Regions from separate parts of the Homo sapiens genome. Here region 2 is linked to region 1. The links are chromatin loops, found by intact Hi-C in ENCODE. Cell type or tissue: heart left ventricle. All regions are shown on one strand. Links, peaks and the distances in the headings refer to the core of each region. The heading gives the core; the rest is flanking DNA.

The links. Peaks named below come from ENCODE experiments on the same cell type or tissue, not always from the same donor. Only the 100,000 strongest peaks of a DNase experiment are listed, where the experiment ranks them.
Region 2: it touches region 1 in a loop (4-fold over the local background); 10 of 110 quality-filtered maps call a loop at or near these places.

The regions. Positions count from the first base shown.
Region 1 is chr3:99,833,417-99,849,195 of GRCh38, forward strand. All of the region lies in intron 1 of CMSS1 (cms1 ribosomal small subunit homolog), which reads left to right. It overlaps FILIP1L (filamin A interacting protein 1 like), which reads right to left. Exons shown (of 6, transcript NM_001387850.1): 5 at 14,879-15,779. All of the region lies in intron 1 of LOC105374010 (a long non-coding RNA gene), which reads left to right. Among named protein-coding and RNA genes, the nearest start is that of HP09053, 17 kb to the left of the region's middle. RefSeq lists an enhancer at 10,079-10,580. In heart left ventricle, for the core only: a CTCF peak has its summit at 10,027 (motif pointing right); no DNase peak of the experiment used is centred there; H3K4me3 peaks cover 771 bases; H3K27ac peaks cover 3,457 bases.
Region 2 is chr3:100,152,457-100,168,235 of GRCh38, forward strand. CMSS1 (cms1 ribosomal small subunit homolog) reads left to right here. Exons shown (of 10, transcript NM_032359.4): 3 at 7,974-8,045; 4 at 9,847-9,976; 5 at 13,879-13,938; 6 at 15,282-15,384. It overlaps LOC105374009 (a long non-coding RNA gene), which reads right to left and starts at 8,248. Exons shown (of 5, transcript XR_007095984.1): 1 at 7,729-8,248; 2 at 71-212. In heart left ventricle, for the core only: no CTCF peak of the experiment used is centred there; no DNase peak of the experiment used is centred there; H3K27ac peaks cover 7,551 bases.

The DNA of each region.
Region 1 (15,779 bases), core at 5,044-13,043:
GCAAAAGAAGTATGGAAAGGTGAAGTGTTTTCAGTTGTATTCAAAGTCTCAGTTCTATAGCCCAATTTCTACATGACTCTTTTGTTCTTCCACTTTATCATGGAGCACAAATATACCAGAACAAAATCAGCATTTATGGAGAAACTATCAGATCTCAGACAGCTGGAGTCAGGATGTTTCCTTTTCTCTAAAGGAAATTAATTTTGTAAGTGCTTTGAACTTTTTGATCTGTATTGACAACGTGTTGTGTAAGAAAGCAGTGTTTTCTCAGGAGCGGTCCTGACTCCAGGGACTGCATCACACCTTAGCTCTAGAGGTTGAGAAGTTGAAGACTCCCAGAGACCTCTGGTCATTTTGATATGTGGTAATTGAGGTGGTGTGGGACGGTGGTTGGATTCAGGGCTGCTCACTCCCTTGGGGACTTAGCTGTGGAATGCTTGGCCAAGGCCATGTGTTATCAGAATTGACAGTGTTTTTGTAGTTTTGTTTTTATCTCAGTGTTTAATGGGAAAGTATATAAGCAATGATGATGGATATGGTGATGAAAAGAAGGAAATGCTAAACTGAAGAAAAATATATTTGAAATATTATTGCCTTCTTTTCTTTTGTCTTTTATATTGTTTGACAAATCACTGCTAATTTATGGGGAGTGGTGGAATGGAAATAAGAGATAATGAATCTGGCAGCTAGCCCAAAATTTCATAATGATGCTTTGGCTTTTTTCTCTTGATTTTTCTCAGAGCTCCCCTATTAAACAATGAAACTTTATCACTACAAGTTTTACGCTTTATACAGGAAAGGGTCTTTCAAAGGAAAGCTGTTTGATTTTATTAGCTCATTCTCATTAACCTCCTATGAGAGATCATTTGGTTTTGAATAGTGTTCTACTTCTATGGCTTATATTAAAGAGTTGTCCAATATCTGATGCAAAGGTTAGAGTAAATAGGTGCCTTTATTCTGTAATGTATCATGGTTTGTGGTTGTACCTAGTCACCTCTCAATCTCTCTTTCTGTGGAAATTATACAGTCAGCAGTGGGGGCAATCCAAGAATAAACATTGAAATAAAGTTTTCAAAATCGCTCCAAACCCAGTTGCCCCCACTTTGTGTCAGACCAAGCATCAGATGTAGCAATACTTTGTTAAAATAAAATATACTAACCTTAAATACTTGTCTTCCTCATTTGTTCTCTTTTTATCCATCTGTGAACTTTTTTCCTTTTACTCAGCTTTTCTTTTTTTGTACCCTTTCCTCCCTCCCCTCTCCTGTGTCTTTCTCATTTCTTCATTTGCACCCACTTAATTGTTTTAGTCATTCTCAGGCTTACATCTTATAACAGCCTTTGGGTAGTATCTAGAGCACAAGCCGTGGAGCCAGTCTTGGGTCTTCATTCTAGTTTTGGCACTAACTAGCTGTGTCTCTTTGAGCAAACACTTTACCCATGTAAACCTCAGTTTCCTCTTTTGTAATCTTCATCTGGGGATTGAAATACCTACTTGTAAGTTTTCTTTGGGGAGTAGAGATATTGTGTAATAAAGTCCCTGGCCCATCTAAAGTTTCGGGTGTTAGGTGTTCCTGTTGTGATCATCATCAGCATCATCTTTGTCTTTTTCCTTATATCACTTCTTAAGATGCCTATTTCTTGGTCATAATCCTAACTTCTTTGATTGTTTTACCTTTCTTGTTTTCCTGCTTTATCTCTCAACTTTCCTCTCTCTCCAATTATTTATAGGCAATATGTTGCTAAGGGTGGGAGTTAAGGCAGCTGAATAAGCAGCACTGATTCCTGGGCTATACTTCTAATCACCTTTGACCCAGAAAAGGCCCACTCACATGTCCTTTATCCTCCTTATGCTACTTTGTCTGGTCCTTGTGAATCTTTCTTTTTTAGAGTTCACCCAGAGACATTATCTGTTCTTTCCTGTTTTCATGTCTTTTGTTTGAAAAATGCAGTAGTTCTTTTAGATCACCTGTAAAGTCCTTTGGCTTTGACATTCTGTGATTCTGTGAAAAGGACAAATGCAGGCCAGCTATGGCTACCAGGTGCCTTTATTAGCCATATGAGCTTTTGTTGAGCACCTACTATGAGCACTATTTAAGTCCTGGGTAGAATAGGACCATGGTTCTTAAATTTTATATGCCCAGAGAGCCTGTTAGGATGCAGAATCCCTGCAGTGGGAATTAATAGGTCTGGGAATGTGAAACTCTGCAAAGTCATATGTGATTCTGATGAAGGTGGTCAATGACTGCATTTTAAGAAACATTGATATAAGGAGTTCAAAAATAAATGATAGCTGATTCTTGCTTTTGAGATGATAGCATAGGAGGGGTAACAAATAATTATGAGGTAGAATGACGTGCAATAATAGAATTACAGACAGCAGTTTTGGAAACTCAGTGGAAAACTAAAAAGTAAGGAAGGTTTTCCAGAGGAAGTGACACATGAGGGATGAGTAGGATTTTAGTATGAGGAACAAAGGAAGAAGAGTATTTCAGCCCTACAAACAGCATGATCAAAGGTAAGAAGGCCCAGTAGTATGTGGGAGGATAGTTAGTATGGTGTCCTGGTGAAGATGTGAGGGTATGTCCAGAGTTTCAAAGGGAGATGAAACGAAAGATGAAGGCCATGGTAGAAGGTTTGGACTTTGGGCACTAAGCAATTTTAAGTGCTGTTTTCTGGGAGGCTGGAGAATTGCTGTGATCAGAATGGTATTTAAGGCTGGATTATAGAGGTGAGGATTTAAGTGTAGTAGATTAACTATCTTACAGTACCATCTGTCCTAAATTCTGGGCTTGGGGAGTAGTAGTACAAATAAGTGGGGAGGACAGAGAAAGAAATAATATGACAGAGTGGAGGATGAGCAGAGAAGTGGAGAATAGTTCCCAGATGTTGAACCTGAGCAGTGGGGAAGGTGATGGACCATCAATAGAGGCGAGACAAAGAGCAGTTCAAGAAAGATAGTATATTGGGTTATGGGCGCATGCTAAGTTTGAAGTGTATAGTTGGGCCTTCCATGTGGAACTGTTTGGTAGAGTTGAAATTTTGGAGATGTTGCTTTGAGGATCGTGGTAGAGAAATTGTTGATACTACTCAAGTGCCTGAGACAGCCAGAGAGAAAAATGTAATTCCCACTCAACTGCCGCTCTTTTCTTCTCCCACCATAGGTACTTCTACATCCCTTTCCCAGAGCCTGAGATGAATTTTGTGGGACCCTACCATGTGCCCACATCCTCTGCACAAGGCCACTCTATCTTAATGATAAGAATATAACTAGTTCTGAGAACAGCCACCTAAGGAGGCATTTATTCCCATTACTTGAACAGTACATAGTGATTGAACCACTATCCAGGGAGTGATTGGCTTGCTAGGGGAAAGGAAATCCTGCACCTCTCTTCCAGTAACCTGGCTGGCCCCTCAGCCATTGTGTCTGAACCAATCAGACAAATTACATAAACTTGTACTCGCAGAAAGGTTTGCCACTTTGTGGCACAGAGCCATGCAGTAAGGACAGGATAGCCTCCCTAAAGCGTATTTCCTTCCTTATTGGCAGTCTGAGAAAAACCTGGAATAGGACCATATTTGATAGGTTTGGCCTAAAAAAATAGTAATAATCGTCCATTGTTCTCCCTAGTCTTCTCATTGTCCTTAGAAGCTATAATCAGCAGCCTCAGAAGCATTTATATTTTTCAGTTTCTGTAATTAATACATACTCTTATAATCAGGAAATTTCATATGAAATAAATGGGCTGCTTATATAAATTACTATGAGAGCTGTTCTTCTCAGCATGATCCGTACTCACTGATTCCCTCCCTGTTGCCCTAAAGGAATAACTATCTGCCTCTTGTGTTATGGAACTTTTGAGGACCTCTTGCAGTTTTTAGTTAGCTCCTGTTTATATAAAACAGTGGTTTTCTGAGGCTTCAAAAGTGACTGATCTCAGGCACAGTGAATTCAGGCAAGAACACCATGAAAAGGCATAAGAATAGAAGAAGAATAGCTTTTTCTAGTTAAAGAGAAGAGAGAAAAAAAAAAAACAGCCAAACCACTAATTGTAAAGGATAATAATGCATTTTTGAGGAATTACTTTGAGTTGTTTGAAGAGTGTCTGTGTTGATGCAGATTATTGTATTGTGAGGGGAGACATAGGAGCCAACTTGACAACTTTCCTTTGCAGTGGCAGTTTTTACTTGGGATGCTTCCTTGGTTTACAGTTTTGTACTCCTGAATTTGGAGACTGACAGGGTTGAACCCCAACACTTCTCCTTCTGACCTGGGAAGATACATAGTGATTATTTCTAAAAAATGATTTTGGGAGTGCCAGTCTTATTAAGTTACAGTGTTCCTTGAGAAATAGAAATCCAGATTTAGAGTGTACCATCTGGGAAAATTTTCTGTTTCTGCAAAGGCAGAATCACACCAAATGTGGCCTAAGTTGGTGGTGCTTGTCTTTATAGTGGCTGGACCTTGATCCCTTGATTGCCTTTTCTGAAAGTCTTGGGTCATTATCATAACTGTCAAGGCAGCCACCTACTTATAAGCTCAGATGTGCATGGTTGTGATGTTCCTTCCGTGAATCATTTTCACTCACTTCTGATGCTTTTCTATCCCATCATCTCTGAGGCTAATCAGGTACCTCCTGCTCTGCACATATTGATTGCCTGTCCAAGCTCATTCTTCATGCTTGGCATTTGTGCCCTTTGCTTATAGAATCTTACCTTAGGATAAAGTGGACACTGACTGCACCTTTTGTGTTCTGAGAACAGTCTCCTAATGAGAACATGAGCTTCTCTTTGGACTTGCTTTCTCACATCTCCTATCCCAGGTCAGTCTTCCCCGTGCCTGCCCATTTGTGTGGGGCTTGGCTTCTCACATTCATTATCTCTTGTCACCCTAACAGTGGCTTCAGGGAAGCAGGTGGAGTTGGAAGGAGAGGCAAATCACTCTTGGCTATGGTGATCATGGGAGGTTTCAGAAGAGGCGAGCATTGATACAGACCCTTCAGTGTGGGTCTTACTTCACTTGACAAGAGATGAAAATTGTGTCCATGTAGAGAAGTGGGGAGGAGAAAGCCCTGCATATGTTTAGGGACATTCTGAGTGTTCTGGCTGAAGTGGCAGATCTGTGAGGTGGAGCACAAGGAGGTAACATTAGACAATCTGTCTGTCACCACAGATTGTGGAAAGGATCAAATTCAACTTATAATGAATTTAAAACCCCTTGCAACTCAGTGTGTTGCCACGGAAAGAGAATGGGGCAACAGAATCAGACCTGTTTTCACTCCTCAGTTTTGTGACATACTAACAGAATGACCTGGAACAGCTTTCCTTATATGTCAGAGTTTTAATCTACTTATCCCTAAAGTTGTCATAATACCCACTTTCTAGGGTTGTTGTAAAATAAAATAATATTGTATAATGGATTTGTTTTTTGCCCTCTCTTTTATGTTACCTCACTATGCAGAAACCTTCTGTGAAGACACAGAGACTCCCTAGTGCTGTATTCATGGTTCTTCACAATCAACAGGTCTTTGCCCTTTAAGCCTTACCCTGCCCCAACCATCTCAACTTCATCCACATTGCACTGCTCACTGTTCCTTGAATGTTGATTATCTGCCCTCCTGCCTGCCCCCACACCTTTACCTTGTGGGCACCTCTTTGGAGCACCTTTCTTTTTTCTCTATATCCTAGTCTTCCCCATCCTGTATCCCCTGCTCAATTCTCATCTGTTTCTGAAGCCTGATCCCCAAATCCCACCTGAAAGTAACCTGCTCTTCCTCTAAAATCCTGTAGTACTTACTGTCTATATAGTTCCTTCTCTGTGTTGAGCTCTTAGTTACCTTTTAAGCTACCCCTTAACTCCCACCTTTTATTCCAAACTTTAACATCTGCATAGCTGCCTGGCACAATAATGAGCAATATTGCATGCTTCATAAATATTTGTTGGTTCATTCTTGTAGGTGATTGGTTGAGGAATGAAGGAAGCCTGTATCCTAATAGAAGACATTCATGCCTGTGGTGGTTATAAGCTAATAATACACAGGGAATTGCAGCTTCTCAGAGAGGACCTTTTAGAAAGGTCTAAACAGTAGAGAGTTATCTCTTCAATTCTTGGGATTCCTGCTGAAAACCAATTCCCTTCTCCCCCGACTCCATTTAAAGCCAAGGTGGTTGGTTTCTAGACTCTTATTTCTCCCAAGGGCACATGAAAAATGGAAAGCTCTAGTTGACCTGAAAATTCTAGTTTAGAATTCAGGTATCTTTGAAAGAGACAGAAGTATAAAATACTGTAATAATACAAATATAGATGTTCAAGTATGAACATGCTCTCAGCCAGTCTGTCAAGTAAGTGGAAACAATTATGCAACAAAACTCTTCAGTATAGGTTTTTAAAGTTGCTTTGAGGCTTATGTTTCATCAGATTCAAGGTTCTCATCTCTAGACACCAGACATAAGAGTTTTCATATGAGTTGTCAGATTTTTCCCACAGTGTTATATAAGAGTGGAACTCTTATAGAGTCACTTGGTCCATCTCTTTAATGTGGTGATTTTTAACCAGAGGGCGATTTTGCCCTTCAGGGAATATTTAGCCATGTCTGGAGATATTATTGTCACAGTTGGGGGATGCTACATGGTGTGTAAGTAGAAGCCAGGGATGCTCCTAAACATTATACAGTGCATGAACACCTCTTTCTTCCCCACAACAAAGAGTTACCAGGCCAAAACCATTAATAGTCCTAAAGTTGAAAGAATAATGGGGAGAAAAAGCTGATAGGATTAGGGGTAAAAGAAATTAATTCGTAGAATCTTTTTTTTTTTTTTTTTTTTTTGAGACAGCCTTGCTCTGTCGCCCAGGCTGGAGTGCAGTGGCGTGATCTCAGATCACTGCAACCTCTGCCTCCCGGGTTGAAGCGATTCTCCTGCCTCAGCCTCCCAAGTAGCTGGGATTACAGGTGCCCACCACCATGCCCGGCTAATTTTTGTATTTTTAGTAGAGATGGGATTTCACCATGTTGGCCAGGCTGGTCTTGAACTCCTGACCTCATGATCTGCCCGCTTTGGCCTCCCAAAGTGCTGGGATTACAGGCATGAGCTACCATGCCCAGCCAATTCATAGAATCTTAGAGAAGGAAACATCTAGTAGTTTTGACATCTGTAAGTGGAAAAATGAGGAAGAAGTTTAATTTCTGGAGGAAAGAAACTCATGCAGGTTGTTGGCTTATTTATGCTCCAACTTTATTTCCCAAAAGGAATTTTAAATGATTTAAGGAGGGTGGCAAGACTTCAAATTCAGAAGTCATTGGAAGTTAGAACCAGATGTGATCTTAAAGATCACCAAGTTCAATTCGCTTATTTCACAAAGGTTAAATGACTTGTCCAGGGCCTCACAGCTGACTAGAAAAGGCATAAACTAGAACCTGATCTATTTGCCTGCCTCCAGTGCTCCTTCCCCCAATCTTTTCACTTAACTGAGGCTTTGTTAATCTACTGTGGTCTTCCTTAATCTCCAGTTTATTGGTAGAGATTGACAGTTTCCCACTTGATTAAATGTTGTCTGATACTCTTGTTTCATTTCTTTGCCCAGGTTAATAAGCTCTTCAAGGGCAGTGAATCTTTCATCTCCATAATATCTGCCCCAGTGGCAAGTAAGAGGTACACAGTTTAATGTGTCATGATCAGTGGATTGATCGATTGTGTACATGTGATGCTTTGAAGAAAACATATTGCATACTAAGACACTGCGCATGTCACTGAGACACAAGTTTGGTTGCATAAGGATCGTTTCCACTCACTTGATTGACAGATTGGCCCAGAGTATATGTACATTTGAACAATTATATTTGTGTTAATACATTGTACCTTTGTTTCTTTCAAATATATCAAATTATAAACTAGAGTTTTCAGATAAACTGGAGCTTTCCATTTCTACTATGCCTGTGGCAGAAAAATAATGTAGATAACCAACCACCTTTGCCTTTTGCCGGAACAGCAGATAACTCCCTCTATTGTTTAGACCTTTCTAAAAGGTCCTCTCTCGGAAGTCTCAATTCCCTCTGTATTAGCTTGTAACCACCACAGGCATGAATATTCATTAGTAACCTCACCTCCACCTATCCAAAAGCCTCAGGAATGGCTGAGGACGAGGTAGGCTTTGTAGGTCTGTAGGGCTTATATTTGTATATTGTAGTTGTCCAAATATGGCTAGCCTTTAAAGAGCTGAACAAAACAGGCGCAATCCCATCATAAAAATGGGCTAAGGACATGAATAGACAATTCTCAAAAGAAGATATACAAATGGCAAACACACATATAAAAAAATGCTCAACATCACTAATTATCAGGGAAATGCAAATCAAAACCACAGTGCAATACCACCTTACTCCTGCAAGAATGGCCATAATCAAAAAAATTAAAAAATAATAGATGTTGGTGTGGATGTGGTGAAAGGGGAACACTTTTACACTGTTGGTGAGAATGTAAACTAGTACGAGCATGGAAAACAGTGTGGAGATTCCTTAAAGAACTAAAAGTAGATCTATCATTTGATCCAGCAGTCCCACTCCTGGGTATCTGCCCAGAGGAAAAGAAGTCATTATATGAAAAAGATACTTGCATATAAGTGTGTTTATGGCAGCACAATTCGCAATTGCAAAAATATGGAACCAGCTCAAATGTCCATCAGTCAATGAGCGGATAAAGAAAATGTGGTATATATACACCATGGAATACTACTCGGCCATGAAAAGGAATGAAATAATGGCATTCGTAGCAACCTGGATGGAATTGGAGACTATTGTTCTAAGTGAAGTAACTCAGGAATGGAAAACCAAACATTGTATGTTCTCACTCATAAGGAGGAGCTAAGCTATGAGGACACAGAGGCATAAGAATGATACAGTGCACTCTGGGGACTCAGGGGAAAGAGTGGGAGGGGTGTAAGGGATAAAAGACTACACATTGGGTACAGTGTACACTGCTCGAGTGATGGTTGCACCAGAATCTCAGAAGTCAGCACTAAAGAACTTATTCATGTAACCAAACACCACTTGTTCCCCAAAAACCTATTGAAATAAATAAATTAAAACAGGCCAAAAAAAAAAAAAAAAGATGGTCTCAGGTAACCCCTCAAATATCATACCAGGACCATTTGGCTATGAGGAGGAAGAAGAACTCACTAAAATAAGAAAACTAGTTTCAGTTTTTCAAAATATTGCCTCAAATAATAAGATAAGTTTTATTTCTCTTGATCAACAATTTTGACAATGAAATTTTAAATGATGCCACAAATAAAAGTGATTATCCCTGGAATGGCTGACTGCAATGCCAAAGGTTATTCCTGAATACATTTTTATGGTGGCATTCTAACTGTAAAACCTGGTACCTGATGGAATGTTGACAGATTTGTAAGTGCTCCCATGTAAATGGTGTTAATTCATTATCAAATTATGAAGTACTTAGAGGTGTTGGCCAGTTAACTCGCTAGACTCCCTCAAGATTCCTTACCCTACAGCATTGCCTTTGGGGGATGGCTGCTCTGATATATTGACTGCCCAAAAGCCTTACCCTTCTTGATGTACCTTGAGGAATGGAAAGGGTCCATCTGCTGGAAAGGAAAGGGCTTGAAGTTTAAGTAAAATGAATTTAAATGGGGTTTAAGGTTTGAGAACCTTAGTAAACTACTTGTCTTCCTTGCTCTTTCTTGTATTTGCTTCACTGTGCCATAAGTTGAATGGAGTCCTTTGTTTTGGTTCATCTAACTGCCTTATTTAATGTGTGTTCTGGACCCTTCCCAAGAAATGCTACAGATTTAAGTTGAGGGCCTGGGATTGAGAGAGAAACAGACCTTGTAGGTGTCAGACAGCCTACTTTAGCTCAGCCAAAGATTTAGGCATCTATGCTTTGCTACAGTTATAAAACCGGGAATCTTCCCACCCAATAAAATGGAAGTTTTTATTGAGCTTTCCTTTTAAATAAAAAGAAAACTTGGAGAATAAACCTTCTGTTTGTCATGCCAGCCACTAGAGGGTAGAATAGCCACATTTCCTACTACAGATGTAATTTAAAGAGAGGGACTATGGTCAGAATACATTTGCCAGTGCTTGTCAATACAGATGCTTTTTGACTTATGATGGGGTTAGAACCACATAAACCCACTGTGAGTTGAAAATATTAAAAGTTGAAAATATGTTTAATACACCTAACCTACTGAATATCATGGCTTTGCCTAGCCCACCTTAAACATGCTCAGAGAACACTTACATAAATCTACAATTGGGCAAAATTGTCTAGCAACACAGCACACTGTAGAGCAGGGGCCTCTAAACCCTGGGCCACGGACTGGTAGCAGTCCATGGCTTGTTAGGAGCCGAGCGGCAAGCAGAAGGTGAGTGGCAGGCAAGCGAGCATTACTGCCTGAGCTCTGCCTCCTGTCAGATCAGCAGTGGCATTAGATTCTCATAGGAGCACGAACCCTATTGTGAACTGCACATGCGAGGGGTCTAGGCTGAGCACTCTTTATGAGACTCTAGCTAATGCCTAATGATCTGAGTGGACAGTTTCATCCTGAAACCATCCCCCCAACCCCCCGCCCATGGAAAAATTGTCTTCCATGAAAACAGTCCCTTGTGCCAAATTGGGAACTGCTGCTGTACAGTATCGGTTGTTTACCCTCATGATTGTGTGGCTGACTGGGAGCTGTGGCTCACTGCCACTACCCAGCACTGGGAGAGAGTATCTTACAGCATATTGCTAGCCCAGAAAAAGATCAAAATTTGAAGTACCGTTTTAGGGCACAATTAACCAGCAGAAGAGTTTGTTAAAATGCAGCTTTCTGGGCCCTACGCCCCCAGAGGTTCTCATTGGATAGCTCTGAGTGGAACTTAATATCAGGGGATTCTCACACAGGTATCTTGGATTTTACTCTGAGATACGCTGATCTATAAGAGTTTTGGGGCATGCATTTTTGCCTATCTTTTCTCTTGGGATTACAAAGCAAAATGATTATTTGGAGGAAAAAAATCTTAATAACAGAAACCAGGGTATAGGAAAAAGCTAGAGTGTTGGTTAATTTAAAGGTCTTTCCCTGCCTTTGTCTAACATATTTCAAAGGAGACTCACTTTGTAAATATTCAGAATCAAAGAAGCTACTAAAACGTTTTTATTGGGAGTTTTACTTCAACCAGTAAAGACCATAGAATCCTTAGACTACAAATCTCTAAAATTTTTGATAAAATATCCCTTCTATGACCATCTCACAGCTCCCCTAATTTTATCCTTTATGGGTTATGTATGTGGTTTAGCTCTGTGTCCTCACCCAAATCTCCTAACTGAAATCCCCGTTTGGATCGTGGGGTGGTTTCCCCTGCTGTTCTTGTGATACTGAGGGAGTTCTCATGAGACCTGATGGTTTAAAAGTGGCAGTTTCCCCTGTGCACTCTCTCGCTCTCTTGCTGCCAGGTGAGATGTGCCTTAGCTTTTCTTTGCCTCCTGCCATGATTGTAAGTTTCCTGAGGCCTCCCCCAGCCATGAGGAATGGTGAGTCAATAAAACCTTTCTTCTTGATAAATTACCCAGTCTCAGGTATTCTTTATAGCAGTATAAAAATGGACTAATAAAACTGGTGTCATGAAGACCCCAAGCCTAATGTCTTAGCATTGTAAAATATAGTTGTGGAGACCTTACAAAGAGTGTATGTAATTTTATCATGATCTTGATTGAACAAGTATCAAGATTCTTTCTTATGTGTACAGATTCAAGTGTAGTAATGCACAATGTCCTTCTAGTAAGGATGACAATTTTATTTTTGTCAGTGCCCCTAGAGAGCAGTGGCATCCTCCTGGGGAAAGTTTTGCCATTGCTTTTAAATAGAAAAAACATGATAAAATCATTCGAATCTGTGATAGGATTCTACCTTTTAAAGAGTTAAAGAGATAGTGGGAATGTGAGTAAAATGAAACTTCGTTCTGAAGCGAGGACTTAGACCAATGAAAGAATGGTATGAGTTTTTCAGAGAGACGAAAAAACAGTCTATCTTCTGTGAGCCCTCATGGACCAAAGAATACAACCCTCCACCCCCACATATTTCATATGAAGATTTCTGAAGATTTTCCAGTGTCACTTCCTCTTTCCTTCCTGGTTTTTGGGGGAGTTCTATGATTATCTGTCAATGAAAAAGGAAGTTCTGTAATCTTCCAATCTCTTTCTCTCTCTCCTCTCTCACACGCACACAAAAAAATATAAGAAATCTTTTCAAAATTAAAGGCCAGAAATCTACATTGTGTCATTTTAGGTGTAATTCTATAGAAAAAAAGATGTTTTGCAGAAATTATGCTGCCTTTATGAACTTTAATTAGTAACACTTGTAATAATCTACACGTTATTAATCTGTCTCCTAAAATTTATTTTGATGCTGATACAAATTATTATACTGAAGGAATCCTCCCAGTAGAGGTACTTCTAAAAGAGGTATTCCTTGAAAGTTTGGTAAATTTCCAGTTATGTTAGATTAACTACTTAGGAAGCCTCTATATAGTTAAAATCTGGAACAAATGATTAAATGAGAATTTGTGCATTATCATAATAGAACACAAGACTTATGGTGTTAACTTTATTATAGAGAATTTCTGTAGCTCACATAAGAAATTGAATCCTTTCAAAATGGGTGGGCTGATGAATAGCCCAAATTTGGCTCCCAAACTCTATTAGTTACAAGTGTGCCAAGAATGGATTTCTTCCCTCCCCCCGTCCCCCACCAGCACTTGGGACAGCCAAGAGGAACCTGGGGTGATGGGAATCCCTTGGCTGGTTATCTCTGCCTCTTTATCTGTTTCCCCCAGTGCCACACAAGCATGTGTTTTGTTTATGCCATTATGTGACAAAGTTGGGAAGACTTTGTTCTTAAATTCTGATTTCCATTGTTCATAATTTTATGATCAGTTGATCGATGCCTTCCAAAATATTACATGTACCCACTCTCAGTAACTAGAAAAAGATCTCATGAAGCAGCAGCATTATCATTGTCTGTTTTGAAAGAGCTAAAATTAAGTTTGCCATTCCTTCTAGAGTTCTGGCCCAAGGTGACTTAAAAACAGTTTTAATAAACATTTAGACCATCATGTATTTTGTAATACAGTTGGGTCACTGTTGATTCCTAAGATAAATGTGTTTAAACAGAAGCTTTCTCATTCATCAGCAGCCTCAGCTTTCATCCAAATTTATTTAATGATGATGCAAGCCCATAGCGTTGGTGTTGCAGTTCGTCACCATGGAAGTGTTTCTGTCAACAAATCCTCGCTTTACTATCATGAAATTGATTTTGTAGGGGAAAGGAGGATAATTGTGAAAGCTTCCTTTTATTCTTAAAGATCTTCACAGTTTGCCTGGATGTCTAAATGAATTGTATTTAAAATCAATAACTGGCAATAAAATTAACCACACTAAATTAACAATTATGAGGTTAGAAAAAGGGAAATGGCAATAAGCTACTTTGTCTGAAATCGTCGTTTTGGAATGTGACTTGGGGACCATACTTGTAATTTAAATGTTCCCTGAAAGCTGTTGTTCTCTGCTCAGAAGTATGGATTATCCCCAGGGACTCCCATGAGGCAGATATCAGAATTTCTAGGAGGATTCGGCTGAGTTATTCTCATCTATATTGTAAATGGCATAATAATCACAGAAGAAATTCACACTATATTACTTCTTTCAACTAACATACTGTATTTTTTAAATATGCCTTTTCTATAGCTTATGTTCATAACTATCTTTGGCTTTTATTTGCTTGTTTAAAAAAAACTGTAAGAGGTTAAAACAAAAAAAAAAACTGTAAGCTTTTGAATGCAGGCCCCTTATGAACAGGGTAGGTAGCACCTACATTAAGTAATTCAAACTGTTTTGGGAACCCCATAGGAAAAAGAAACAAGAATGACATTTTCTTTTTTTTTTTTTGCTTTGAAGTAGAGTGTTCAAGAGTTTATGTCACAGTGGCTGGTTCCAGATTTGGTTGTAGACATACATGTTCTATGGGAGGTTTGATCTCTGGTAGAAATACAGTCAACTCTTGATTTGTCAATGTAACTATATTTCCAAATGTACTTTCTCTGGCTTCCTATCACATGTCAGAGCTTTTTAATTTTATCATCTGCTTCTATGTGCTCATGAAAACCAAAATTATTCGGTAGTATTTTATTTCATTATTATAAACATTTAAGTTCCTAATGTAGTCTAAGCACTGTGCTGGGCTCTTAGAGATACTGAAATATATCCCAAGCATGAAGTTATGTTTGCTTCTGAAAGATCTTATAGTTCACTTTGAAATCAAAGAGATGTAATTTTTATTTATTTGAACCACTTTTCTCTCCTCTAATATGTGATTAGAAGTTGACCATAAATGGGACATAGGTCCTGTTTGTTTTTAAGGAAGAATTAATAGAGACTATAAGCAAAAGACAAAATTCTATTGTACATGCAGAAATATAACACAGAATGACCAAAAGAAAATTCAGCAAGCAATGGTAAAAATAACAAATTATTTACTGTTTTATAATGTTAAAGTATTTCACCAAGACAAGTTGCAGTCAAATTAAAGTGAGTTATGGAAAATGAAATACATAAAGATGTATTTATACAAGTGCAGACTAAATATTTTCCATACAAGTATGTAAATGAAAAGATATACAGTAAGTGCACACTCGATATGACTATGCAGGCAACAGTTAGTTTCAGATACTCTTGTATAGTTCATGCACAAACCTTCCCAAAGTACGAGTTCAGTCAGTCTTGGGGGATATGGAGGGATGATTAAAAAAGGATTGAGTTCCTTGCAAAAATATCAGTATGGACTGGATGAGGGTGAGCGTGGTCAGTTATATATATTACTTACTGTAATTTGTGATTGTCGAGGAAGAGGTGTGGCTGTTGGTGTGATAGTAATACTGCTGGTGACTTTATTGGTTGTTTTGTTTAGTGCCCCGTTAATTAAGCCTTGAGTTCGGTTATCCTGCAGTGGTGCTGAAGGGCTGGCAGGTCTCACAGGGCTGGCTACAGCTTGCATGTAAGGACTTCCTAAGTGAATGTGGATTTTATTATCCTCAGTAGTTATCACACTTGAGCTATTGCTGTTTGAACGCTGAAACTGCCATGATGACTGCCGGTCTGGGGAGACTCTGAATATCGCATGCTTGGCACTGATTTCTGTTGGTTCTGGGGAGCGTCCCTGCTCAGGAGAGCTAGCTGAACCAGTCACAGCCAAAACCTGAATAGGGGACATTGTCCTTTCTGGAGTTAGAGAACCACAAGACTCTGGGGTCTGTGCTCTGGCAAAGGTTGCCATGGTAATTGGGGACATGCCTTGTTCTAAATTCATGAGGTCTTCGGTAGAGGTTTTGGACTTTACTGGTGTTATGGAGGCGTTTTGGAGGATGGTTATCCTTTGCTTTGGCGTGCCACAGTTCGGTATCACTGCAGTACTCGTGTAAGAGTGAGGACTCTCTGTGGTTGGACTTGTGATTTCAAGAGTGGCTGTGTTTTGTACATGGTCTGGAGTAACCTTTATATGAAGTGGCTGCCCAGGTGTGTGGCTTAGGACTAGATCTCCAGGTTGCACAAAGTTGGCATTGGGTTTAGTTTGCATTTTTCCATTCTGAAGATGGCCCTCCTTGGATTTCATCCAGGGAATCCATAGCTTTCTGTTAACAGGACATGGAGTAGACTGGCTGCATTTGAAGGACAGCACAGATCCCTCATCATTAGGGTCCTCGTCTTGATTCTCACTCTCCTCATAT
Region 2 (15,779 bases), core at 5,141-13,140, 320 kb after region 1:
TGAGAGAATATGAGGCAATATTCCTTAAGCTTCCTAGAGGCAGCTTGTTTAAAAAAATCTGTGAGCACACCCTTAATTTATTTAAAGCGCTCCTATGTGACTGAATCGTATTCTGAGGCACCATCTTTGTTTCTTCTGAGGTCTTCACGAATGGTTTTAAGTCACACCCTTGATTTCATCTTTAATCTTCCTTCTCTCAATTCAACGCCTTCCTGTAAGACCCAAGAAGAAATCAGGTGTCACCTTCAACACTATTTGAAAATCTCCTTAGCTAGATTACCCTTGCCAATAGACACATTTTCCATATAATTTCAGAAAACTGTATTGCTAAACTTTCTACCACTGCATAACAAAGAGCCCCTTTCCTTTAGTTTCCAATAAGATTTTTCTTTCTTCAAGCCCTCACCTTCCATGTCTTCAAAGTCCAAAATTTCATAGTGTTGTTCAAGCGCATTCTTCATCAATCACTTTACTTTTGACACATTTCAGAGTAGTTTGCAAAATCAGTACACTCACTCCAGATACTTCAGCATGCATATCACTGACTAATGTTTAATATTTATCTTAAAGTATGTATATTTTCTTTTGAGGTAAAGTTAATATACAATAAATGTACAAATGTCAAATATACCATTCAATGAATTTTGACAAATAAATACAACTATGTAATTCAAAGCCCAGTCTGGATTGAAAAAACAGGATCATCACCCCCAGAATCCTTTCATGCCACCTGGGTCAATCACGATGCTAAATTCCTTGCCTCAGAGGCAACAACTGTTCCGATATTTTTTCTAAAAAATTAATTTTGCCTATTCTAAAATGGCATATAAATGGAATCATACAGTTACATGCTGTTTTGTTTAAGGCTTCTTTCATTCGACACAGTATTATTTAGATTCCTCCATGTCAGTGTATAGTATTTCACTTCTTTTTATCGCTGAGCACATTAAGTCTGCTAGGGCTGCCATAACAAAATGCCATAGACAGGGTGGCTGAAACAACAGTTCTAAAAGCTAGAAGTCTGCGATCAAGATGTCTACAGGTGTGGTTTCTCCTGAGGCCTCTCCCCTTCACTTGCAGATGGCCTTCTCACTATGTCTTCACATGGTCTTTTCTCTGTCTGTGCATATCCCTGGTGTCTCTTCTTCTTATAAAGACACCAGTCACATTGAATTGAGGCTCCACCCTTATGACACCTCATTTAACCTTAGTTGCCTCTTTAAAGGCCCTATCTCCAAATATAGTGGCATTGGGGGTTAGGGTTTTAACATATGACTTTCAAGGCAATACAATTCAGTTTAGAACACTGAGTAGTATTCAGTTATACAAATGTACCATTTTGTTTATCCATTCCTCTATTGATGGACACCTGAGGCTATTTCTTTTTTTTTCTTTTTTTTTTCTTTTTTTTTAAGATGGAGTCTTGCTCTGTCGCCCAGGCTGGAGTGCAATGACGCGATCTCAGCTCACTGCAACCTCTGCCTCCTGAATTCAAGCAATTCTCCCACCTCAGCCACCTGAGTAGCTGGGATTACAGGCATCTGCCATCATGCCTGGCCAATTTTTGTATTTTTGTAGAGACGGGGTTTCACCTTGTTGGCGAGGCTGATCTTGAACTCCTGACCTCAAGTGATCCGTCCACCTGGGCCTCCCAAAGTGCTGGGATTACAGGTGTGAGCCACCCCAGCCTGGGACTATTTCTTGTTTGGCACTATTGTGAATAAATCCACCATGAATATTCACATACAAGTTTCTTGGGGAATGGTTTTTAAGCTTTTTTATTTTTTTTACATTTTTAATTGACACATAATAATTCTACGTATTTATGGGGTACATAGTGATGTTTGTATAGTGTTCACATCAGAGCAGAACATGTATTTTTATTTTTGTTTAGTAAATACATGACAATTGCTGAGTCATCTTCAATTTCATAAAAAAAAACTGTCAGATCTTTTTCCTATATAATGTATCATTTTGCACCCCCACTATCAGTGTGTGAGAGTTTTGGTTGCTGTACATCCTTGTCAACATTTGGAGTTATTGGCCTTTTAATGTTTGACATTTTGGTGAGTGTGTATTGAATAACTTTGACCATGTCCAAAAGAAACTAAAAGCCACTTCTAAGTTGTTTTTATCTTTATAATGAACATGCTTGTTTTGTTGTAAAATGGCAATTTAAATTTTTTTATTTTTACCAACCTAATAATCATACATATATTTTTAAAAAATATCAGCTGGGCGTGGTGGCTCATGGCCTGTAAATCCCAGCACTTTGGGAGGCTGAGGCGGGCAGATCACTTGAGGTCAGGAATTCAAGACAAGCCTGGCCAATGTGGTGAAACCCCAACTCTACAAAAAATACAAAAGTAGCTAGGCATGGAGGCACACCCCTGTAATCCCAGCTACTCAGGAGGCTGAGGCAGGAGAATCATTTGAACCCAGGAGGCGGAGGTTGCAGTGAGCTGAGATCATGATGCTGCACTCCAGCCTAGGCAACAGAATGAGTAAGACTCTGTCTCAAAAAATAAAAATTTAAAAAATTTAAAAATCAAACAGTATTACTTATTTACTAAGAGAAAACTTCAGCTTCTCTAGCTTTTTTCCTTACTTTCTGCCTTACAGTTTACACGGGTATTTCTTGACTTATCGATTTCTGACATAATCTACTGACATCCTGACATAGCATATGAGGACATGGTTCTCCTATCTATTATACTTCCTATTTCCTCACCAACTGCTGCCTCCCCTGCCAACAAGATACCACATTTTGGTCAAAACAGTTGTCACTATTACATCATTATGATGATGGAAATATTGTTCAACACTGAGAGAAAGAAGCTATAACCATCCCTCCTTTCTTATACAGCTCTTTATTTTCATGGCATTAACAGTTGCTTCATTTCTTTATTTGCCTGGCTTACTCTGTTCCTATTGTTAATTGTTTCCATATGTTCCAACATCTCTTCCACATTCCCATGAATAATATTTTCCATATGCTCAAATAGATTAGTTGTTTTGTTTTGTTTTGTTTTGCTGCAAAACTCCATATTTCTATTTCACTCCAAACTGGTTATTCTCCAGGCCCACTGAACAATTGAGACCTCTTAACTGTCATCCTAGGATGCCCCTTCAGCACCCTCCTGGGCTGGACTCCTTTTTGGCTAAATCCCATAGCTTCCTTTTGTTTGGTTTCACCCTTTATATTCTGAAATACAGCCTTCAGTATCTGCAGGTAGGAAGTAAATTTTTTGAGACTTCATATTTGAATATGTCTTTATTCTACTCTTACACTTGATTGATACTTTGGCTGGGTATAAAAGTTTAATTTGCAAATAAACTTTATTCATAATTTTGAAAGCATCATTCCATTAAGTTCTAGCATCCATTATTGCTTTTTAGAAATCTTGGCACTATTCTTTTTTCTGATCCTTTGTATTTTGTATGTTATTATTTTGAAGGGGAAAATTTTAGAATCTTCTTTGCCCATGATTTTCTGAAATTTCACAGTGATGCTCCTTGGTATGGGTATTTTTCATATTCATAGTACCCTATACCTAATGGGCTTTCAATCTGGAGTTTTATGTTCTAGAAAGTTTCCTTCAGGCAACACAAAAGTTTGTCATATATATTTCTTTTTTTTAAATTTTATTTTGTCATGTTTTATGTCTTTGATGACTCCTTTTTAGAGACAAGGGTCTCACTTTGTCACTCATGCTGGAGTGCAGTGGTACAATCATAGCTCACTGCAACGTTGAACTCCTGGGCTCAAGAGGTCCTCCTGCCTCAGCCTCCCAAGTAGCTAGGAGTACAGGTATGCGCCACCACACTAGCTAATTTTTTTTCTTTTTTTTTTTTTTTTTTTTTTTTTTTGAGGCAGAGTTCGGCTCTGTCACCCAGGCTGGAGTTCAGTGACGCAATCTTGGCTCACTGCAACCTGTGCCTCCCAGGTTCAAGAGATTTTCCTGCCTCAGCCCCCTAAGTAGCTGGGATTACAGGCGTGCGCCACCACGCCCAGCTAATTTTTGTATTTTTAGTACAGACGGGGTTTCACCATGTTGGTCAGGCTGGTCTTGAACTCCTGACCTCGTAATCCGCCCTCCTCGGCCTCCCAAAGTGCTGGGACTACAGGCGTGAGCCACCACGCGCAGCCTTTTTGTTTGTTTTTGTTTTTGTTTTTGAGACGGAGTCTCGCTCTGTCGCCCGGGCTGGCGTGCAGTGGCACGATCTTGGCTCACTGCAAGCTCCGCTTCCCGGGTTCACTCCATTCTCCTGCCTCAGCCTCCCAAGTAGCTGGGACTACAGGCGCCTGCCACCACGCCTGGCTAATTTTTTGTATTTTTAGTAGAGATGGGGTTTCACCATGTTAGCCAGAATGGTCTCAATCTCCTGACCTCGTGATCCACCTGCCTCGGCCTCCCAAAGTGCTGGGATTACAGGTGTGAGCCACCACGCCTGGCTGTTTTTTGTTGTTGTTGTTGTTGTTGAGACAGGGTCTCACTATGTAACCAGGGCTGGTCTCAAACTCCTGGCCTCAAGCAGTCCTCCCACCTTGGCCCCACAAAGCACTAGGGTTACAGACATGAGACACCATGCCAAGCCCCCTACTGTTTTATGTGATCTCTTTTTCTATAATATCATTTATTGAAAAATTGAATCTCTTGGGCTGATTCTCTGATTTTCTCACCACTTTTTTCTTTTCATTTTTCATCTCTTTCTGGGACATTGCCTCTACTTTATCTTCAAGCCTTCCTCGTTTATTTTTATTCCACATTTCTTATTTGTTTTAATGCTTAACTGTTTTTCCCATTTTTACAGCATCTTGTTCTTGTTTCATGGTTGCAAAATCTTCCCTTATCTCTCTGAGGATATGAATTGTCATTATTTTGAGGTACCATCCCACTTTTCTCTAGGTTCATTTTTCTTTTTGTTATTTATTTGCTCTTGTGTTGGAGACTTTCCTTAGATGTCTGAGGAACCTTAGCTATCCATTCTTATTGAAGAGAGATACACTGAAACAGTGATGAGTTGGGTTTGTCAATTAGTGTATTCATGGTAGGGTGATAGGATAACAAGCTGGATTTTTTACTATGGAACTCCCAAACGTCACTCTCTGATGGTATTTCTTTTAGGCCATTCCATTTTTCCAAAGAGGAATTCAGTAGTCTCCTGCCTGCAATATGTAAGCATGGAATAGGGACAGGAAATGGAGGCAAGCCTCAGCCTCTGCCCTTTCTCCCCTGGCCCAGCCTTGATCCTCTTGATGTCTTCAGAGAATAGATCTCCAGTCGGCTGGCAGGACAGGCAAGGTGAAAGGAAGCAGTAATGGGATAGTTGCTTGGCTACCAGGGTAGGAGATATCACCTAGTGGGGGACAGGAGTAGCTAATCATTCTAAATATAAACTTTCAGCCAATCTCTTCTTTTTTAACCCTTTACTCTCTGTAGTACTTTGTGCCTCCAAAGTACTGGACCTTCTCAGAGTCGAGCAGGTCAAAGACTTACTTATTGTTAGCTTCCACCCCTTCTGAAACCCAGCTGCTAGCTTTCTCTCTGTGCCAAGTCACTTCTATCCAGCTCCAGCCACTTTCCATTTTCCAAAAAGTTGTTGAAATCTCTCCATTACTGTTGTTCTCTCTCCTGGTTTCTTGGTTTTTATATAGATCCTGCTCAATAGGTCCTTTTCAATGCCCTTTATTTTCAGTTTACTGGTATTTTGAGGTCCATTTGCCATGTGTAACCAGGAGAATCATTCTTAAAGTAATTTTTGATACTTTAAGGAATTGAAAATATGCTCTAGTTGCTTCCCTTAAAAGCAACATTTTTTTAGGGGAGTGTGATTCTTCAGACTACATATTTAAAATTGCTACATTTCATATAAAGAAATGACATTACTTATCAACTGTCAAAGTCACACAGTGTTGGAATTGGTTTCCAGAAATGCTTAGTGGCTTGGCCGGATTCTTTCACATCTTCCTACCTAGTCTCCCTGAGGGTAAACAGCAACATTCATAAAGCAGTTAACTAAATGTAAGAATTTTCAATACTGTGGATTTGGATTTCTCCATAAAGTCATCTCACCTCTATGGAAATTGACCCCATAAAATTGGCCTCTTCATTGGCACCCTACCACAGCCAGCTAAAGTAACTAGTCTCCAAAACCAAAGATTATTTTGCATTTCCTTTAGGATGATGTAAGAATTTGAACCTATCATTTAACTGAAGCAATATCATGGCTAAAGCAGTTCATCAAGCATGTTTCGTTTTCCTGTGCATGATTCAGAATTACATTTTTATTTTTTCTCCCAGAATTAAAGAGTCCATATTCTTACAATTGAGCTCATTTCTAGATTTAATTTATGTCATGTTTTAATTAATTGGCTTTGTAAACCTAGCACAAATGCAACCAGTACACTGAACATATTCCTCGAGAACACCTCCATACGTTAATAGATTGTAACAGGTTTCTAAATACGCTTCCCAAAAACCTTGATACTGGTAGAGATAATGCAGTATAGTTTAAGGGATCTGCTAATCATATCCCGGCCTTTGCCTTAGGAACATGAGCTGAACACTGGCCTGGTTTGTAATTGGACTCTTATGGCCATCTGGCAGCTTCTGTGACATATTAGTGGCCTTGGCACAGTCTCTAATTGGCATGTACCAGCATCAAATTGGCATGTATCTACATCCACAAGACAGTTTAACTTTCTAAATAAAAGAAGCCATATCTCTCTTTTCTTTAGCTATGATGCAATTGCTCTTTGCAGGTTTTTTGTTTTATCTTAGAGGAAACTAAAATTTCAAGATTTCCCATGTCACTTTAATCCTGAACTTTTTAAATCTATTTCTGTAATAACTAAAAGAGAATCTTGAAACTGCGGGTCTTTGGCCCCATGTCTTGAAGAAATTATGTAGTATTATATCTTTCTCTCTGACTTCAGGCCATAGACATTCTCAATCTGCAGGCTGTCTGCAAGCTTTCATAGAAAGATTCATCTGTAATCATTTTAGCAGAGCCAGTGGAGACAAGATTGCTTTAGTTAGTAGCTTATCAGTTTAAACTGAGTATTCTCTGGTTGGAATGGAAAGTTAATCAAGGAAAACTCAGAATAAGTTTTCACTTACATTTTATATCTTACTTGGCAACTTGTTTGACAATGTTGCATAAAAGGTCCAGCACAGGAAACATTTTATACTCCTGCTTATGATTAATAAATATGGAATCTGGGGCATTCTATTTTATAAATCAAGGTCTTAGTCCAAATTTCCTGTTTTTCTACATTAGAAAAAAGCCCTCAGGGTAAAAATAGTACTAAACTGGGGTACTCAGGGGTCAAGGCAACAGGCAAAACAGATTACTCTAGATACTGTGGTGCTGAGACGGTTATCAGACTAGTAGCAAAGACATTCATTTTGTAGTCATTATAGCAAAGGCATTTGATGCAGCTGGTTTATAAAAACGTAAGTTAATATATCTTACTTTGGATTTTCTATGCTTATTGAAAAGAGGAAAGGAATGTATAATACAAAACAATAAACCAGTGACTTGGAAATGTAGGCTCACACACAGCTAGTTCATGGAAAACCTTAGTCACTCTAGTCAAAGACTGTCTTACCACATCTTAATTTTAATCACATCGATTTCTGCTGTATTATACAAACTCAGCCACTGTCTTCAATCTCCAATACACTGCACTTCCACACCAAGCACACATATACACTCACTCACAATTTGATCTTGCTCAAAGATTCTCCAGTCTTAAGTCATCTGCGCTTTCTGACTTTCTCAAATTCTCTCAGCCCAACCGCTGCATAGTAACCTACGGTAGATCTTCCAGCATCTCTCTTTCTGTAGAATATTACCAAGATACTCTGAAGAATACATGCATGGCAGAAAGTACTTTGGGGTTCATGCCACTAATTGACACTTTATCATGAAAAGATTAAAATGTTCTCATTTGTATTTCTTAATAGCCTAAAGAATGTTTTTTGATACAACCAAAGGAAAGAAAAGAGAATACCACCAAGACCAGGAAAAGAAGAAAGGTAATATTAATAATTTCTTAAATTTGTATGGCCCCACATGGTTTCCATCACATTTTTATATATCATACTTTCTTGAGGCAACTATTGTAATCCCCACCTAAGAGATGCAGACATTGTAAGATTCTTTGAGGTTTGGTGACTTTCCTAAGGTCACTACTAATAAGTGTTTCTGTTGGAGCTAAGAATAAATTCTTCTGACTCCTATTTCAGTCCTGTGGAGTGCCAAATATCTTTGTTACCCACCCTATGTTTTCAGTGTGGTCAGATGTCAGACATAGATTTCTAATTCTAGAAGGAGTCCAGAGCTATCCTCCCCCGGCCCTTCTGGCTCTGTCCATGAAAAGAAATATACCAACCTCCTTTTTCTATTCATTCCGGATTTTAAGACCTTATACCTTAAAGTATGAATAAAAAGAAAATAATAAGCAGATGAAGGTAGTATGAGGCACTTCTGACTAATTTGGAACCATAAATTAGGTCAAAAAAGCTCCCCTACCTTGCATTTTGATATTTGCTGGTGAGCACAGGAAAGACTCTTTCTCATATACAAACTTTTTTATGGCTCAGCCTTGGAGAAAGTATGGTTAGCTATGACCTTCTCCCACAGTTGTGAAAACAGCAGTGTAATTCTCTCCCTGCCAAGAGGGGTCTGCTGCTGAAGTCAGCCGAGGAAATACGATTGGGATTAGAGGAAAGAAGATGGACTCAAACCTATTACTTAACAGCAAGCTTTTAGAAAACTGAGAGTGTGTGTGCATATGTTTTCTTTTCTTACAAATGGCCAAATAGGAAAATGGGAGATGCCAAATTGGCTGAGGTTTGGCAAGTCCTTAAATAAGTGACTTTAACTTCGCTTTGATAATTTGTACACTAATGGCCTTCTGGAGTGTTAAGTTCTTGGTGGCTCAAGGTCAAAACTCTAGCTAGATAGTTTAGTCTTGACTGAGGTCACACTAAAATGTGCCCACTGATGACATATTTTTAAAAGTTAATTTCTTTGACAGAGGCTTGACCATTCTTGGCAAGTGTCTAGAAATGAGGATATTGTAGAAGGAGGGGGAAAATCTGGGGTCAGGGGTGGGGAATGCTCCTTCTGGATCTTTGGTGGAACATTAGAAGGAAGTGAGAAGGGAAGCTTATGATGGAAATAAATGAATGATTGTGGGTTTCTACTACTGCAGCATTCAATACATGCTACACAAATGAGTCCAAATCAAAATCGATGTTGGAAAGTATTTCCTGTAATATTTTTTCTACTTTGCATAGGGCCACTTTAATACCATCAGTTATCCAAGACCTGAGAATCGAGGGTGTTAAGTCCCCTTCTCAGTAGGCCCCTATGCTCAGATTCCTACTGCGGGTTTTACACTAATGACAGAAATCCAAACTAAGACTCAGCACCTCAAAAACCAGATTGGGCAAGAAATTCTCAAAATTCTAATCCTACAGGAATATAAATCATCTAGGGCTAAAAGAGAGCTCTCCATAGCAATGAGATTTCTTTACTTTTAACAGAAAATAATACCCCAGTATGGAGATGCCTGCAAAAATTTAGTTATCTTGGAAGTCATAGACCAAGAGTTACAGGGAGCTTTCTAGATCATTTTTTCATTTTTCAAAGCAATAGTTATGTCCAAGAAGTATTTAGTGAATTTTCTCAAATGTATTTATTAAAACCCACATTCACACTTGGCTAACACCAAAAGCTATGTGCCGTTTAAATGCCAGAGGAACTAACCTATTCCAACCAAATGCCATTTTAAAATATGTCGTCCCATTTTTCTTCTTTCTCATATCTTAGAAGAAAATTACTGATGTTCTTGCAAAATCAGAACCAAAACCAGGGTTACCTGAAGACCTACAGAAGCTGATGAAGGACTATTATAGCAGCAGACGCTTGGTGATTGAATTAGAAGAACTGAACCTGCCAGGTATAGCCAAGCTTCAATTTTCCTAAAGACAAGGAGCAAAACATAAGTATCTGTTATGGTTAGGTGTCTCAGGCAGTCAATTAACACATTTTCCAGCGGGCATGGTGGCTCATGCCTATAATCCCAGCACTTTGGGAGACTGAGGCTAGAGGATCGCTTGAGCCCAGGTGTTTGAAACCAGCCTGGGCGATACAGTGAGACCTCATCGCTATTAAAAATAAGAATAATAATAATAATTGTTTAAAGAGACATACTTTCAGGCCAGGCACAGTGGCTCACGCCTATAATCCCAGCACTCTGGGAGGCTGAGACGGGTGGATCACTTGAGGTCAAGAGTTCAAGACCAGACTGGCCAACATAGTGAAACCCCATCTCTACTAAAAAATACAAAAATTAGCTGGGTGTGGTAGCACACGCCTGTAATCCCACCTACTTGGGAGGCTGAGGCAGAAGAATCACTTGAATCTGGGAGGCCGAGGTTACAGTGAGCCAAGATGACGCCATTGCACTCCAGCCTGGGGGACAGAGCGAGACTCCATCTCAAAGAAAAAAAAGAAACATAATACTTCTTTTCCTCAATCTAATAGTTTTAACTGATAGATTATATCAAATAGTTTTAACTGATAGATTATATCCTTACTGGATGCTAAACAGTATTTGTCAAATCTAATATTAAGATTTGTGATTGTATTTTTTTATTCAAAAGGTTAATTGTTGGGTGTGCATTTTTAACAAACTATTCAATGAGTAGGAATTCATCATGAGGATAGAAGTTGAAGTACACATTTAAAAGTATGGATGTGAAACACTGATTTACTCAACTATTATAGACAAGAACTTTAGCCTTAATAAGCAATTTAGTTTTGTTGTTGCTCTTATTATGGATTTCTAGTCATGGTTTTTAGAATAGTATTTTAGGTTGCAGGCCAGACTCTTTCAAGCAAACTGTCAAAAGGTAGGAACAAAATTCTGTATGTTTTGCGAGGCTGACACTTTGCCTCAAGGGATTCTTAGGCCTACTAGAATTTTAGATCCTCTGCCTTAGTGTATTTATAATTAAGCTAAAAGATATTACAAAATTTAAACAGCTAATTTTTTAAAAATATTTATTTATTTATTTTAGAGACAGTGTCTTGTTGTGTCGCCCAGGCTGGAGTGCAGTGGCACCATCGTAGTTCACTGCAGCCTCGAACTCCTGGGCTTAAGTGGATCCTCTCATCTCAGCCTCCCGAGTAGCTGGGAATATAGCCACGTGCCACCATACCCAGCTTAAACAACTAATTTTAATTAATTTCAAAATTATAATGCATCCTTTAACTCTTTTAGGCAGGGATGGGAGGAAATAGATGTTGTCATAAAATCAAACCATAAAAGTTTGGGTACAACTGCTTCAGATGAGCTATTTATAGACTACTAGGCATATCTAATATTGCTTTTGGAAAAAGTAGAGGGTGGCTTGATTTCCGTTTTCCATTACAACTTTATGCTTTCTAGAAGCTTGAGAAGCTGAAAAACAATCTGTTCCCTGAATTTTTATAATTCTTTTGTGATATCCTTTTTCAAAAACACACATTGGGTTTGGAGACATGAGTGCCCTGTCTGTTTTCCAAGGAGATTACCCTTTAGGGAATTGAAGGAGTGCATTTGCACATGAGCAGGATCTGGACTTTTAGACTTACTAAGCCCAGACAGTTCCAATAGCAGTTATAATCCACTCTTCTCAGCACACCACGGCCTCTGCTGTGAAAACTATGTCCTGACTGCACTATCACAGGAACTATTCTAACAAAACCACTTTTGAAGCTTTAACTGAAGTTTAATTTTTACTGTGACTCAATGGTCAGTTTTCCATTCTAGTTCTTTGTTAGAGCAACTTGAACTTAGGAAGGATTTGTGAGCAGTGGGACCACTGCTGTTCTGTAACCTCATGGAACATCGTAAACCTTGCTCCTCTCTGGAGTTAGAGAGAGTCAAAGCTCAGAAGAAACTTTTAAGGAGTCATTTGAGTTCCATAGTGAATTTGTTTGGTATTATTGTTTTATTAGAGTTCAGTAATATAGTTAGGCAAGAATGTGTGGTCATGGTTTGGGGAGGAAGGAAAATATGTTTGAAATAACGTTATAACCAAAAAGGACAGGTTTTTATTTTTAGTTAAAAAAATTAGGCCATTTAAGACACAATAAACTGAGACATCAGAGGAAGGTTTGAGAGAACAGGCCCTGGTCACTACACTGATGAGACCAAGGACAGAGAATAGATCTAAGCTAGATGTGGGGAAGGAGATACAGTGGGTTATTTGGAATAGGCTCAAGGAGGGACATAAATCCCCTTATATATACACATATAAGGTAGATATAAATAATAACATACTGTTCCTATTTAGTTTGTCGAGCCTCTGACTTGGTTTTGATTTGAGGTTGTTTGTGTCTGTAGGGCAGGAACATGTCTTTTCAATTAATATTGTGCACTGTACATTGTTAATGTCATACACATGGGCACTTAATTAGGATTTCAAGGTTGGAGTCACCCGGAGCTAATTAACTTCTCTGCTGTCTCCTGAGAGCTGCAGTGTGATTTAGATTAGTGATTCCTAATTGCCTATAGGCTAGTTGCAACCGAATCACCCAGGAACTTCTTAAAAATCAGATTCCCAGGCCCACCCCCAAGAGATTCTAATTCACTATGCAAAAGAGACTTCATCCCAGAAATCTGTATCTTCAGTTCTCCAGGTGAGTCTGATCATATCCAGGCTTGGGACATTATAAAGACCACCAAAGGCTCCACAACAATATAGGAGAAAACAGCTTTGAATTACTCACTTAATGAGTTATATGTGCTGGGTCACAACATAAATTTCATTTTGATCAGTCCAGCCCCTGTTTTATTTTAATGTGTTATATTGTTTTTTATTGTATTGTTATGTTGTGTTGTATTTTGAGACATTATTCTCATTCTTCCCTAATCCAAACTCTATTTTCATATGATAGGAATTTTTAAAAATATATATATATTCTTATAAAATATGTCATCCTGTGTATGTATATACATATTAAAATGTATCTAAAATGGCTTTGTGCTAATGCTTTCGTTCTGTTTCTTTCTTCACTTGACACTTTTTCCAGATATGACTAAGTAATTTTATGCATATCTAGTTCATTGCTTCTAAATGCCACATAATATTCCAGCGTTTCCATCTACCACATATACTCATCCATTTCCCCAGATATGGACACCTAGGTTGCTTCAAGCACCCTGCTATCACAAATAATGTCAGGATGAATATCCTTGTGTGTGTACCTTAATAGACCATGCAAGAATTTCTTTCTATTATTTACCTTGAATTGAAATGATAGAATTATAGGGTATATACATATTAATATTATTACTTTCCAGAATATCTATACCAGTTTATACTTCCACTTACAGTTCACAAGAGTTTCCATCAACTTGCATTCTCAACAACACTTGGTATTATACATATTGCTAATAGTTGCCATTCTAATGAGTGTGTAAAGTATGCTCATTATATTAACTTGCACTTCTCTGATAACTAGTGAGTTTCAACATGTTTACATAGATTTGTTAGCCACTTCATTTTGCATTTGTGTAGTCCCTATTTTATGGATTTGGAAAATAAAGTTGCTTCATAAATCTGCTGAGTGATGTAAGAAGCTCCTATTTCACTGCTCTAAGAAATTATGGGCAGCTCCGTGACAGGTTAAAAGTTTACTTGTTGCTGCTGCTGTTATTTTAAATATAGGCAACACTTTAAGATATAAAATGGGCCCCCAATTCACTAATATTTTACAACCTTATACATCACTCATAACTCACATATAATCTGTTTTGATTGTGTGTGTGTTTACAAAATTATCTACAAAGCATGTTTATTATATTTCTAGACTCCTGTTTCCTCAAGGCCAATGATTTGACTCACAGTCTTTCCTCATACCTAAAAGAAAGTAAGTAAACTCTGATTTTAATCTATTTAAACTCATTCTTATTTTGCTCTGGTTTTGGGAATTTAGGTTTTGGTCTCGTTTTTGTTTTATAACACATTAGGCCATTATTGCTCTAGGAATCCAGAGAATGGTGTTCTAGTCCCAGGTCCCCCACCAATTTGCTGTTTGACCTGAGACGAGTCACTGAGTACTCCCCTGGACTTAATTTCCTATCTGAAAAATAAGGAAGATGGACTATGTGATATGTGTTCCATCTGTGAGATTCTGAAATTCTGTTTGCATGTTTACCACTCAGACCATGGCTATTGTGAAGTCAATCTAATTTTATCTTTTCAAAATTTATTTTTTGGGAGGCTGGAGAGGGACAGGGTCTCACTCCATCTCCCAGGCTGGAGTGCAGTGGGTCTGGTCACAGCTCAGTGGAGCCTCAACCTCCTGGGCTCTAGCGATCCTCCTGTCTCAGCCTCCCAAGCAGCTGGGACTATAGTTGTGTGCCACCACAAGCAGCTAATTTTTTTTTTTTAATTATTTTTGGTAGAGACAGGGTCTTTCTATGTTGCCCAGGCTGGTCTCAAACTCCTGGGCTCAAGAGATCCTCCCCACTCAGCCTCCCAAAGTGCTGAGATTACAGGCATGAGCTACTGTGTCTGGCCCTTCAATATGTATTATATGTAGCCAGCAGTAATTAAATTATTCATATCAACTGTTCATTTATTCATGGCCAGCAATGAAATAGTTTAGATATAGGGAGTTTCCATTCTTCTTTCAAACTACAAGCAATTCTGATGACACTCAACTTGAGTTCATAAACCTTTCTCAGCTTCAAATTCAGAAAATGTAAATCTAGGTAATAATAGAATCAAACTCACTAGATTATGAGAACTAAAAAGAAAATGTATGTAAAGTGCTTAGCACCATGTCAGTATTTAGTAAATGTTTGCTGTTTTTAAATGTTTGTTCCATTTTATATCTTATGTTGAATGTCCCTTTAAAATTTAACATGATTGAATCAGCATTTGTTTCCTATTTAATCAACATTGTCTTCAAGTATCAAACCTAAATTAAAATATCAAAAATGTAATATTCCAAATTTTTTTACTTAATTTTAAAATTAGTCACATTTAGGGACTTGGTATGTTTGTTTTGTGTTACAAATTAATGATACTTTATTTTAATCTAATATTTACAATAACCAGAAAATTGAATTACAATTGTAATTATAATGAACCATGCTTACTATATTTTGTTTTGTTTAAATACTCAACAAAGAAGAAATGCTCAACTTGGGAGGTGTGCCCTGTTTTGCCATATTTCAAATAATTGTTTTCTGTTCTTTTTTCCAGTTTGTCCTAAGTGGGTAAAACTTAGGAAGAACCACAGTGAGAAGAAATCGGTCCTGATGCTGATCATCTGCAGCTCGGCCGTCCGAGCCCTGGAGCTCATTAGGTTGGAAGGTTCACCTATTCCATATCATAAATGTTTTCTGAATAACTGATATATGCCAAGCTATTATGTTCTATGTGCTGGAGATGTAGCAATAAACAAAACAGAGTCCCTGCCCTCATGGAATTTATATTTCAGTGGGGGAGACAGATAATAAACAAATGAAGATACATTATAACGTCAAGTACATTGATAAGTTATGTAAGGAAAAAATAAAGCATGGCAAAGGGATATAAGTAGATCAGGACTACTTTTAAAAGGGTGGTCACAGAAAGCTTCTCTAAGGAGATGACAATTTGATCAGAGACTTGAACAAAGTGAAGAAGAAAGCCCAGCAGCTATCTGGAAGAAAAGCATTCCAGGTAGAGGGGAGAGTAAGCACAAAAGACCCCAAGATA